Regions from separate parts of the Homo sapiens genome. Here region 2 is linked to region 1. Evidence: chromatin contacts called from ENCODE Hi-C data. All regions are on one chromosome and are shown on one strand. The core of a region is the stretch at or near the end of the contact, and the rest is flanking DNA. Distances in the headings are between cores, read along the strand shown.

What was found. Hi-C counts contacts between places; a loop is a spot of excess contacts on that map.
Region 2: a loop to region 1 is called in a map of PC-3, with 4 times the contacts of the local background. The contact joins the enhancer-like site here to the promoter of KCNMA1-AS3 in region 1. A Hi-C loop is called at or near these places in 2 of 168 maps with a recorded cell type or tissue (PC-3 and ascending aorta).

The regions. Positions count from the first base shown.
Region 1 is chr10:77,345,468-77,352,572 of GRCh38, forward strand. It overlaps KCNMA1-AS3 (KCNMA1 antisense RNA 3), which reads left to right and starts at 5,405. Exons shown (of 6, transcript NR_126365.1): 1 at 5,405-5,943. All of the region lies in intron 2 of KCNMA1 (potassium calcium-activated channel subfamily M alpha 1), which reads right to left. RefSeq lists an enhancer at 4,807-6,006.
Region 2 is chr10:77,271,243-77,277,734 of GRCh38, forward strand. The region is part of intron 2 of KCNMA1 (potassium calcium-activated channel subfamily M alpha 1); the gene reads right to left. Among named protein-coding and RNA genes, the nearest start is that of KCNMA1-AS3, 76 kb to the right of the region's middle. Within about 2 kb of position 2,914, at least 4 of the 41 ENCODE cell types and tissues checked have a DNase peak (open chromatin) inside an H3K27ac peak, as active enhancers do; they include PC-3, where a contact is called at or near this core.

The sequences.
Region 1 (7,105 bases), core at 4,155-6,654:
GAAGACCCTGGCCTCCCTTGCCCACTCTGCCCAGAAACTGAATCCCAGAGAGATGAAGTTATGGGTTTCATACCTGTGTCTGCCCATCAACCCAAGGGGGACAAATGCCAACATAGAATGACAGAGAGGGAAGGAAGAAAGTGTTTTTCCTAATTAATTGGCTCTAAAAGTGGAGAGGAACCAAGTTGGGTTATTATAGAAGCATCAGCGTCCGACACAGGTCTTCAACTGCCATGCAAATACCCCCTACTCTGCACCATGCAGTTCCCATGGTTTACTCTGTTGTGATGTAACTGTGCATGTTTCTACCTGAACCCATTGAACACGGCTTTGTGCTTGAACCTTGAACAATGCCTGGGACACAGTTGGTGCTCAATAAATAATGATGGGATAAATGAATGAGGGATCCCCATTCTCCTACCTACCTTGGCCTTGTCATCATCTCTCACTTTTGCGACTGCCAGATAACACCTAGCTCTATCCCCTTGAGCCATCCAAGTCTCAGACACATTCATATACTGACTGACCTTGAATACATACTCCCTTCCTGAAAGAGATGCTTCCCAGGACCCTGCATCATGGAAAATAGGAATATCATGGTAAACGTTGCTTTAATTGAACAGTGGAATCTATGCTAGTCTTCATGACGAACCTTGAAACACAAGAGTGCTGCAGTAACCATCATTCCTGAATTGTGGAACTTCACAGACTCAGGTTAGCCCCAAGTGATGCTTTGCTGAGCAATTTAAAACCCAGTCATGCAAAGCCAAGTGCTTTCATGTTTGAGAAACAAAAACATTTCAACTGCTCAGCACATCTAAATCAGTACTCCCTTAACAACCCACCTTGGTTCTTCCCCTTGATTCTGAAAGCCAATTTAGTAAGAAAAGCATATTAATAATCTTGCCCTCTCACTGGCCTTCCCTCCCTCCCTCCTATTCCAGCATCTTGCAGCTGGTACCTTGGGTCATTTGTTTTGTTTTTGTCCCTTAGGCTGAAGTGCGTCCACAGTTTTGAAACTGCTAACTAGAGTTTATATGGAAAATTCAGATTAGAAACAAATTCAAATGCACTCTCTCATTTTCCTGTAATACACTGGGTTTCTTCCCCCAATCAGCTAGAAGACTTGCTGGGTACCTCCTCATTGTGTCCTGTTGGAAAGTGTCTCTTCTGGTCACCTTGACTGTTAAATAAGTAAACAGACTCATTGGGGTTGCTGTGTCCTGTGACATTGGCACAGACTCTCACCCCAGCCAAGCATGCACATATCAATGGGCCACCATCTGTGGCAGAATTACCAGACCCAAGATGGAATTTGATGCATCTGTCCTGGTGAAATGGCATTATACTTCTGCCATATTCTTCTGGTTCAAGAACATTGTCCTCAAGCCCAAGGGACAGCCCTGTCCAGCATAAACATGATTAAAATGCCCATTGCCCGACTGCCCTGCTGACCAAGAAACATGGCCAAGCACAGAGTCTGCAAGCAGCCTGCATGTGGGTCTAAAGAAGAGGAAGGGGGAAAGTGTTTCCAGAAAGTAAGGTTGCCAAGATTTGAATCTCAATGTCACAATCTGGCTTTATGACCTTGGGTGAGTCCCTTAATCCCACAGAGCCTCAGTTTCCCCATCTGTAAAATGAAGAGTACCAATATCCTGATGTGTTGTGAGGATTACATGAGATCATTTTCGTAAAGCACCCTAGCACAGAGCCTGATACAGTGTCATTGGGAGCTAAGATTTACCAGCACTCATCATATACCAGGCCTTGTGCATGAACCCCACCTACATTATGTCATTAAGCATCACTGCATGCATAAGAAATGGGTGTTACCATCCCTATGTTACAACAGAGAAGACTGATGGTCAGAAAAGTTAAGTAACCTGCACAAAGGCAAGGAGGTAGAGACGAGTGAACTTAGGATTGGAACTCAGGACTCTCTTAACCACATGAAGAGAATCCAAGTGGAAGGTGCCTCCTACCAACGCTGAGATGAGGTTCGTGTCTGTGGGCCCCTGTCTGAGGCTGGTTGACAAGAAGCTTTAGAGAGACGCTTGGGGATGGCAGGCTTGCAGCCAGAGGCCAGGGTTTGACTCCTGTATGGGCTGTGTGACCAGGGGCCTCTTTACCGCTCGGGTGTGCTTCACCTCCTTCCTCCATAAGACAAGGACAACTGCATCTTCCCTGTAAGACTATTGGGAATAAAACAATAGGGCTTTGTGACCTTTGACCTAAGGTAGGATTCTTATACTACCCCATGCTCTATGACATGATAAGAAGACAGTACCAACACTCAGCACAGTGTTAAAAGATTCCAGCAAATAATAATGGATACTAACATAATAATAGCTACCATATATAGAATACATTATATTTCAGAAACTGTACTAAAACCTTAATTAAAGCACTTAATCCTCAATGCAACCCTGTGAAGTAGATGCTTTTTATTATCCCCTTTTACAGATGAGGAAACTGAGGCATGTAATGATTAGGTGACTTGCTCAAGGTCACAAAACTAAGTGCTGAAAACTTGGGATTCACATGGTTGCATCAAAACTTTATTGAAAGGATTGGTCAATCCAAGTGAACAACACATCTGGACTGTGCCCCATAGAAACAAGCATTTTAGTTTCACTAGAATCACCGGGATAAACAGAGGCAAGCTAACCCCTTTACTACAGGACATCTATGGTCTTTAACTTGTAAATACGAGGAAACCATCAAGAGGGAGATAGAGTATGCAGCCTTTCCTGAGCTTTGAGGGGCAACAGTGTGCTCTGACATACGATTCGAGATGTACCAAGTCTGAGTCATTTACCCTAAATAGAACAGCCTTCCATTGGCTGTTGGAAACACAAAGTAAAACCCAAAGAAGAGAGAAAGCAAAAGTGAAGAGGCCATTGTCCTCGATCCTTTATCTTTTGTTCTCTGATTCAGATCAGGAGAGGTGTGTATGCCTGCAGACCTGGACACCCGCAAGCCACATGCTGAATGAAGGCCCACAGAAGTCCCAAAAAAAGATGGAACCAGGGAAAGGAGGTCAGCCTGGAACAGTCCTGGGAAGCTGAGACCCAGCCCAGAACCTGCTGGAATCAATAGTCTTTAACACAACTGTGACATTAGCTTGGGCTGCTGGGATCCGTCTTGAAAGAAGAAGCTTTGTATATTTCTGCTCTTATTCCCCACAGGATCCAGAAATATATTTCTGTAATTCTTTTAGCTGATAAGTATGAAAAACAGAATTTTAAATATTCCAGTAGGGACCTGACAGAACAGGGCCATCTTCATTAGCTGCTGAATTTCCCAATGACTCCTAGAAATTGACACAATTAGACAAAATTAAGTGCTTCTGTCCTGAGGATAGGCCGCCACTGTTCTTTAGGGCATATCTTTGCAAAGGAAGGTGCTGGAATTCCTCACAAAAGCCACATCCCTCTCTCTCTCACACTCTTTCTCTGAGCAAATCTAAAATCTAGTGCCAAATTCCTTGGAGCTAATTCTAAAACCAGGAAAGCTTTTTGTAAGATTATAAAGATTGTATTGGACTTTGAAGATGAGTCCCTTTGCTCAGCAACTTACTTTCTTAATGCAATCCCTGAATTCTCCTTGCTATGCTCTGAATGTTTATGCCTGCCCACCCCCAATTCATACGTTGAAACCTCATCACCAATGTAATTATATTAAGAGATGAAGCCTTTGGGAGGTGATAACGTCATGGAGACAGAGCTCTCATGAATGAGATTCATGCCCTTATAAAAGAGCCTCCAGAGAGCTGCCTTGCCCCTTCCACCATGTGAGGACACAGCAAGAAAGTGCCATCTATGAACCAGACAGCGGGCCCTCACCAGACACCAAATCTGCTGGTGTCTTGACCTTGAACTTTCCAGCCTCCAGAACTGTGAGAAATAAATGTGCTTATCAGCCCCCCAAGTTTATGGTATCTTGTTACAGCAGGCCAAACAGACTAAGACATTCCTCCATCCTCCCATCGACTGGGCAAAAGGATAATATTACTTCCATTTCTATGGTGATTATGGAAACTCAGACCCAGCAAGTGGCTCCCAACCCACTGGGTGAGTAAGCAGGGAAACTGAGGTTAGGAAATGAACTCAGTTCCTTTTCTCCCCATCATCTTTTCTCCCCTATAAGAAACTTATCAGCAGTTCTTTTGCATGTAGAGTCAATCAGAAAATCATTAGCCAAGGTCAGACAAGAAACCACAGCTTTGGTTTCTTTGATTTCAAGGTTAGAATAAGAGCAATGGAACTTTAAAGAGCATGGATGGTAGTAACTGTCTCTGAGAAGCCAGCCACTCAAACTTTCCAGGCCCAGAATCAACATTTATTTGGAAAAACTTTTTGTTGTCCATTTTTTTAAAGAGCTCTAAACTTCCAGTGAGTCTTATGTAGATCTATTTATATGCCCATTTCTTCTTTTATTTTTTGAGACAGAGTCTCGCTCTGTCACCCAGCCTGGAGTATAGTGGTACGATCTCGGCTTGGCTCACCGCAACCTCTGCCTCCCAGGCTCAAGCGATTCTCCTGCTTCAGCCTCCCGAGTAGCTGGGACTACAGGCGCCTGCCACCACACCCGGCTAATTTTTGTATTTTTAATAGAGATGGGGTTTCACCATGTTGGCCAGGCCAGTCACAAACTCCTCACCTCAGGTGATCCACCAGCCACGGCCTCCCAAAGTGCTGGGATTATAAGCATGATCCACTGTGCCCAGCCTACATGCCCATTTCATAGGCAAGAATACTGATGCATAGGGCACACCACACTTTACAGGCACAAGAATGAACAAGTCTTTAGAGGGTAACTATTTCTTGTGCAAGAATCAAATGCAACTGCTGACACTTACAGTTTTATCACTGGTGACAGCATGAGTGGCTGAGTGAGCAGGATGAATCTTGAGCCTGGGGTGTAGACCAGAGCAGGGGCTTCCAGGTGCTCACACCTCTGGAAAGCAAGAGGAACTGGAACAGTTGGAGTTCAGAATAGGCTAAAAAATCTCCTGCCAGTCTTCACAGCAGAATCTCTGAGTGGAGCACACAGCCATTTTGAAGTTGGCCTACTTGGATGCCAGGGCTCAAAAATTCTAATGTGGCCAAAGAAACCTTCAGAGAACTACAGCAAATTCAACTGATAAATTTGTTCTACTCTAGAAAAGACACTGCCAAAATTCCAGTCCCTATCTATCAGGGACCTTGGATAAGTCCCTTCCCCTGCATGCATATCATCACAGACCATCCTCATATGGGGGTGGGGAGGGTGTCTCTCTCCCCTCTTCAGCTGCCTTCCTACCTCCAGGGGTGCACCAATTCACTGTGATGACCTCACAATCATGCCTGGTGATTATGAGGACTTAGTGGGATGATGCTCTGGGCAACCACAGGGATTGCTCACCGGTGACTCAGTGGTTGACTCAAAGGCTAGAGGGTGGTTTGGGGGTGGAGGCAGAGGTCCAGTGAGCTGGGCTCCACCCTTTCTCTCCCTGCAGTCCCAACTCCATTTTTATCTGTGCTATATGTTGGAGTCTAGCCAAGATGTCATTTGAACAAAGATTCTGAAAGATCAAAGAAAAAAGTTTGAAAACCACCAGGACAATGCTTTCAGGGGACTTTATCCAAAAGACTGCAACAATGTAAAGAGATACGATTGCTTTTATTACTGTGATATGTTTAAAGTATTATAAATTTTTTAAGAGCTTTGTAAGTGACAGAAGTGAAGACATGCTCATTTTAATGTTACCAGTCAACTCTGAGAAGACTAAAGGTCAAGGGACAATGAAAATGTGACCCTTACCAACGACAGAAACTCCCAGGAAGCCACAATTAACTCAAGACCACCAGGATATTTGGGGAAGTTTATCCTTCTGGAAACCAGAATTTCTGATTTGTGGAAAATTCTATAGATATTCTCTGCCAGACTCCAGCCTATTTGGTAAGCTGGCCACAGATGATTTAGAACACAATGACCCTGATACTCACTAGAGCTCTGAGTGTGGCTGGATAAGCCCATTTCAGCAGCATGTCAGCCCCTCCCTGAACTAGGCTCTGTCACTCAGATCTCAGATCTTAGGGCAGCTGTAGTCTGCCCCTTGCTTTCTTATTACCCCAGATAACCAATGTTATCCTCTGTTTTTCCTTCCTCCCAGGGGGAAAAGAATTCAGAACCCTAGTCTGAGTATATGAATTAGACTCTGCAAATTGTTTATATGAGTCATTCTCAAAACTAGGTCTGGAGGGTCCCCAAGAGATCCACAAATTTCTTGCAATATTCATGTAACAATGTTCATCTCTTTAGATCTATTACCATTGAGTAACCCATTGATATTTAACAACAAAACAACAGCAAACACCATCCTGATAGCTTTAAAAGCAACCCTGTTCTTCTAATTGTTTCTAGTGCATGCTTTTTGAAGCTAAACTAGTAGACTGGATTGTCCTCAAGTAGACTGGCTCACCAAAGGTGTCCACAACAAGAACATTTCAAGTTCAGATTGGACAGGAATATTTATGAGGGTTTGACCAGTGCTAGACTTGCCAGACAATGTGCCTGAATAGTCTCCCTGAACTTCTCTCTTAAACACAAACAAGATCCTATGCTGGCTTTCTGGCCACACCTGTGCCAGCCACAAATGGGCTAAAACACGTGAAATGTGCTGTCCGCGTGCAGGGTTCAAATCAGATAACAAAATACACATTGACGGTTCTCTATAGAATGAAAAATATCCTACTTTCATTGCATGCTGGTGTTGGGTCAGAAAACAACAGTTTCTTATTTCTCCTGGTTAGTGGTCCTTTGGAAATCACAGAGGAAATACATGCAGAGAGTTAAGAGGACTACTTCACATCTGTTGTCCCGTGATGCTACTTAACTGAACACTACACTCATGTGCCCATTCCCGTTCCCTTTCCCCTTTATGGTAAATGTTGTCCCATATGACTTTGTGATTGATGGAAATGTTCTCTATCTGTGCTGCCCAATATGGTAGCCACTAACCACACATGGCTATTGAGTACTCAAAAGGTGGCTAATGCAAAGAGAAACTGAACCTGTAATTTCATTTAAACTTAAACAACCACTCGTGTCTAGTGGCTAC
Region 2 (6,492 bases), core at 1,664-4,163, 77 kb before region 1:
CCCAATGGGCACATGTTGCAAGTGGGTACCATACTGGGCAGACTGAGAATGTTTCCATCAGGGTGGAAAGTCCTTAGATCCCTTAAATAATTAGAAAAGGTCCCAACTCTCATTCTGCTGGTCCAGGCTAGAGACACTTAGAAGTGTCCTGAGTGACATGGGTGCTCTCTCGTCTCACAAAAAAGAAGCACAAGAGTTAAGGGCTAGAACAGCATAACTAGAACACCTCCCAGAGATGTGGCCTAGAGCAGGTAACTCTCAAGGCTCAGTTCCTGCCTCTGACAGAGGAGCCGAAGATGAGCATCTACCACAAAGAGGTGTAAGGATTGAGTAAGTTAATATGTTTGTAAAACACTCAAAACAGTGCCTGGCACATAGCAAGCTCTCTAGAAGTAAGTGCTAAATAAATCCCCAGTTCAATGGCTGCCAGTTGGTTGCCAGACACTCTGACATCTTTCATCCCAGAATGGCCTTACTGGAAGATGCAAAAAAAATCTCTCATTGTGAACAGCTCCCAGCCTTCTGGCTGCCAAAATTATACATTGATTCACCTGAGCCTTACCTGATGCAAAACACCACAACCCCACACCCTGGGGGAAAAAAAAAGCTCAGATACTCTGAAATGTTCTAGAATGTCTGTCCCTTTCCTATCCTCCAAACCATATCTTCCTGACCCTCCAAGGTGAGGACAGAATGCCATCCCTTCTCCAGGTTATTTCTCCTTATTCAGGTCTGAGTCCAGGCCAGCTCCTCCTACAAGGCCTTTCCTGACTATCCTTTCTAAAGCACGACTGAGTTGTGAGCAAGCAAGTACATGCAGTTAGGTGCACACAGCACTGGCCTGTCCCCTCACACTGTTTCATTTCCTTCATTGGCTTATCATTCCCTGAAATCACATTGTTGACTTACTTCTTACTTGTCTATTGCTTGCCTAACCTCAAAAGAAAATAAATTCTGTAAGGACACAGACCTGGTCTGTTCAGTCCTTGCTGTATCTCTAGCACCCAGGTGTGAGTACCTAGAACACAGTACATGCTTTATATACAATTGTTGAATGAATGAATGAATACCCTCCTTAAAGTATAGGTTCCTATTTCCCCTTGCTTGATATTCCAAAGCACTTTCCATCTTTCATATTTTGAAGGCAGTCAATTCCATAATACTTGATACATACAGTTAACTATTTTTGTGTATATGTCTTATCTCCCCAACTAGACAATAAGCCCCTTTGATGGTATGTCTTGAATGTACATCCCTCCTGAGGTCCTCTTGCATCCTCAATGAATACTTGTTGATGAATGACTGGGAAGAATAAAGCACAAATCTTAAATTAATTTTCTTGGTCACACATACTAGACTATTTCTACAAATAATAATTTTTAAAATGAAGTAAATATATATATATATACACATGCATCTATATATGTGTATTATGTTTCTCATCCTAATTAAATGAAGCTATTTTTGCAACTGTTTTCCAGTCCAAGTGTAAAACTGTAAAGAATAATGCTAAATGTTAGATCATTAAGTTGGTTTTCTTTAATTATATGGCAGTGTTTCAAAAAGGCTTTGAGTCACCTTTAAGATTCCTTGCCAGGGGTACAGCACACTACATTTAAAATGGCACTTATCTTAGTAAACACATTTCTATTGCAAATGATTTGTTCCAATAAGCAATCCCTTGGCAAAGAGCTGCTATTTCTTCTAGACCCCCTACCAAAACATGGACCTATTATAAGCGCCAGAGAAGAGAAAGCTTAAAAAGCTTCCTTTATCAGAAGTTACCAAGATACATTCCCTAAAGCAGAAGCATCTATTCATCTACCCTTTTCTCTGATTTCAAAACCTATAGCACTTACTTTTTGTAAATATCTTCTATAAGGTAGCTGTAAATAAGTCCTCAAAACCTATTGTGAAGTAAGCTATAGATGTAAATATACATTCATCTTTTTTCTCTCTCTCATTTTCTTTCCTCCTGCCTCTCTCTTATTCTCCCTTTGTTTCTGTTTTTCTAAAACAAAAATCAGTAGGTTGGTCACAGGCAAATACAAGTTCAATTTCTACCAGAAAGCTGAGTTCTTGAGTGATTAAGCATACAAACCAATCATTTGAAGGGAAAAAAAATCCAGTAAAGGCTAAATTATTTTCTGAAGTACTTATTACATTACATGAAGAGCTTATTATGATAAGCTATTATACTTGCAAGATGAATTGAATTCACATTCAGGCAACTCATCTATTCCTAGAGAAACACAGATAAAAAATTTTATAGCAACCTGAAAAGGTTTGTGGAATGGATATAAAAGAGATCAATACTATAAGATTTTAATGTCAAATTGAAACAATAGAAAACATGGTCCAAAACAAGGTCTCAATTTCCAATAAAAAGGAAAAGAAGAGATAACTGGTGAGCAGAGGAGAGGACAGTCCTTCAGGCAGGAGTGGCTGGGGAAGGACCTGGTGGAAGTGTAATTAAGCTGTAAAGGAATCATGGATAGAATTTGGAGGGTGGAAAGCAGTCCACCTGTAAGTTCATTTATTCCACGTGTATTTGTTGATTTCTTACTATATGCTGGGCACCATTCCCAGCACAGGGGCTATCACAGAGAACACATGACAAAGACCCCTTATTCAGATGATATTCTAGTGGGGAAGGCACCACTTCTAGAAATTAGTTATGAAAAAGCAGGCACCCTTTTATGTTTACGTGTACATACATGGAAAGGAGGCATTCATGTTTTTGTTTTCTACTGCCCTTCTCTTGAGCCTGGAAGGTTTTCCTTTGTACTGATGGCTAGCATTCCTCTTAGCTTTGTGGAGATTTGCCTTGCAAACAAAGAGTTCCCTCTCTTCCCTCTTGCCACTGTTTACCATGGGGATGCAGTTAAGGATCATGACAAGCCATAAAAGATTTCTCCTAACTCTTTCAAGTATGACTATCCTGATTATAGCCTCCAGATATGGCCAGCCAGAATCACACACTATTTATAGGCTTAACCCACAGGCAGAATTAGTCATGTATCACACATGACTAAAATGCAAGACTCTCCCAGACCTAGGGTCCTAAACAAATCCCCTCTCCTTCCCTAAACCTTCCAAAGAAGGGCAGTGAGGATGCCCCCACAATGTTCTTCCTACAGACATGTTTATTTAAGATCTCCTCCCCATCCCCTAATCAAGGAAACTACACAACTGAGCTAATCATTTAAATGATGCTACTGAGAAACGAAGCCATTTTCCTTGTTAAAAATGTGCTTGCCACCCTATCCATTTATCTATTTCCTTGGCAGTGCTCACTGTTAATTTATTGCCCAATAAAGCACAGACACTAGCAGAGCTGCTGAACCATGCCTAGTGGAAGCCCCACTATTTCATCCCAGCAAAGGCAACTGACAAGCCCAAAGCACAAACACAAACACATTGGATGCCACAAAGCCGGGCTGGCTAACCCCGACTCCATTTGTCATCCCAGAGACACAGAAGGGAGGGCGGTTTACAGCCTTCTGGAGAATGTAGGTGATTAATAACTATCGATTGTCAGAGGAAATGGAGTAAGTTTGGTCGGTTAGCCAACTGCCATGGGTTTTCTTTCTATTGGATGGTAAACCTCACTGCCGCAGAAGCCATCTCATGGTGAGTTTTGTGGGGAGAGAAACTGAGAAGGGAAGTGATGAAGACCGAGATGGGGCAGCCTTGGCTGGCCATGGTGTCCACCATTCGGGCAGATTGCCTCCTGTTGCCTCCTGCAGCTAACACACAGCCATCACTCATAAAGTCCCAGGCAGATGTGTGCTTTTAGTGCAAAACCTTGGCAATCATTATCTTGAGTGTGGAGGGGCTTTTCTTTTCAGAGTCTCCTTCATGGGCAACTGGATCAACCACACAGAAGGCAGATCCTTCTTATTTGGACAGCTTAGACCTCAGAGAGCCTATACCAACTGAATATTTGTGAGGTAGGATCTGAAAGCACAACCCTGAGCTTCAGGATACTCTTTCTGATGTCTTGACTAGCTCCAGTTTGCCTGGAGGTTTAAAGGAAAATGTACCCAGAAAACCTGGGCTCTTACTCCAGTATCTGTCTAATACAGGAGGAGGAAGCCTTCTCAAAGCCAAAAGAACAGAACACCAAGAGGGGTTCCAAAGATTGGGTTCAAAAAAGTCATTGAATGTTACTTTGAGAAGGAAGCAAGGTCACCTAGTCGTAAGCCTGTATTTTAGAGGAGAAAACTGGGACCCAGAGAGGAATTGACTTGTCCAACGCCCTATTGTGTGTTATGGACAGAAGCAAAATTAGGAGGATGGGTGAAAAAGAAGGAAGTTCCAAAAGCCCACAGGGTCTGCCTTCCATTGCCATAGTCCCAATTGTTGCTCCCCTAGTGAGGGCACAGCTGGCCTAACCACTCACAGGCAAAAGACATAAGACTACAACAGACCCCACAAAACACATGCACATCATCCACTCCTGCAGGAAGTTGTGAGCAGGTTGCCCTGCTCCACCATCACTGCTCAGCAGGAGGTAGAGAGGTAGATGAGAGGAGCACAGGACCTGAGAACCAGGAGAAAAGGATGGCAAGGGAGGCCCAGCCCCAGCCAAGGCCCAGCCCAGTTATGTAATCCACCCTGGGAGGTTATGCCCGCTGCTTTCCATCCACGGATTTTGCAGGATGGGTCTTCACTAGGAAGATGGGGGAAATGTCCCAGAGGGAATCCTCACCAGCCCTGTCCCATGTCAAGTTCTTTATGCCTCTGAACCTTCCTCAAACGGTGTCCCCCCTTCCTTGCCCTTGCCCCACCTCTCCACATTCACAGGGCATCTTAATTCCCTAAGCTGAGTCAACATGAGTACCACAGTCCTCTCCGCTTAACCAGGCTGCTGCATCTCAGAGTGAGCCTCACAGACACGCACAGAATCAGCACCTGCTGGGCATTTTCATGTAATTTGATGATCACCTCTGTAATAAGACTCCTCAGGAGCTGAGACCATCCTTCGTCTACCTTCTAGCATTGTGTCTCCATTGGGCCATTGAGGCCATCTGCTCTGGAAGTTCCTGCAGGGGCCTGCTAACAGGTAGATGCCTAGGCCTAATCCCTGACTTGCAAACTCAGAATCTTGAGCCAGTTCAGGAATAACTGCCTAGAGTGCCTCCCACAGCAAAGGGCATACTGCAGACATCAGGAAACACTCATTGATCACAGAGAGGGGCTTGGCGTCAGGGGACCTAATTTTAACCTTGCTGTGTGGCCCTGCGGAAGTCACTTAACCCTCTGGTATTCAACTTCTTCACCTCTAAAATAAATGTCAGACATTTGTGGATCATGGATGTGAAGTTACCAACACAGATCCAGGCTCAGCAGGTACTCAATTCGAGATGTCTGTATTATGCGTGAGGTTTGTTCATACACAGATTGACCCAGTAACTACCCTGAACCAGATCCCCAGGGAGTGGGTTTCTAAAGGCTGGGGACTGGGCCTGGCTTGAGAATATACTAATCACACAATATATTTATAATAGCCAAACACACTACATAACCTATCATATTATAAATGAATAATACTATAAAATATTAATAGCAAACAAAATATGGTACATATTTTGTGCCAGGCACTATTCTAAATATTTTACTTATATTTCCCCATTTAATCCCCACAAAAAATTTAGAAGATAGTTCTATTATTATTATCCCCACTTTATAGCTGAGGAAACTGAGGCCCAGGGCTGTTAGGTAATTCTCCCAATGTCCTGTAGCCAGTAAATGACACACAGCGGGGATTCTTCAAACTCCCACACCTTCCTGAGATGTCAGCTGGCTGTGTGGTTCATGCCTTCTCTTCATTGTCTCTGCCCTGAGATGTGCTCAGCAAGTGGTCGTTGCCTTAAGAGAGCTTTGCCTTCCCAGCATGGTTGGGGGAAGCTCTCCCTCCTTCAAGGGAGGAGAAGAAGGGGTGAGGAGCCACTAACAGGGCTCACCTGCAAAGTTTTCAGGACCATACCTCCAGGCCAAACTCTAATGAGAAGGAGCATTCCTGGGCCTCAGCTCCCTGGGGTTCAGACTTGGCCCCTTACCATAAAGAGGTCAACTAATGCAAAATGCAGAGGCTGCACCATGATAGCTTTTCCACGATGGGTCTGGGCCAGGATTGAGGGCACTGTCCAGCAAGCTGATGCATTTTTAAAACTTCCGAATCATTGATACTACCTCCCCAGGGAAAGGAAGACCTCAGCAGTTTCTCCAACACCCAGTCCACATGCCAACCTGCCAGAGAAGCTGGGACGGACCACAGCAAAAGCACCAGCACCCAAGCTCTGCCACAGACAACTGACTTTCAGGGACATGAATGACCTCCTCACTGAAAATGACCTTCCCCAGGGGGCTTATTCTCTGAACTTCTGGAATCACCAATCACTTCTCCATGTAACTGACTCTACATCAAAGTCGATGCAACAGATCACATTTCTCACCACTCCCACTGCCCCAACCTGGATGCAAAGT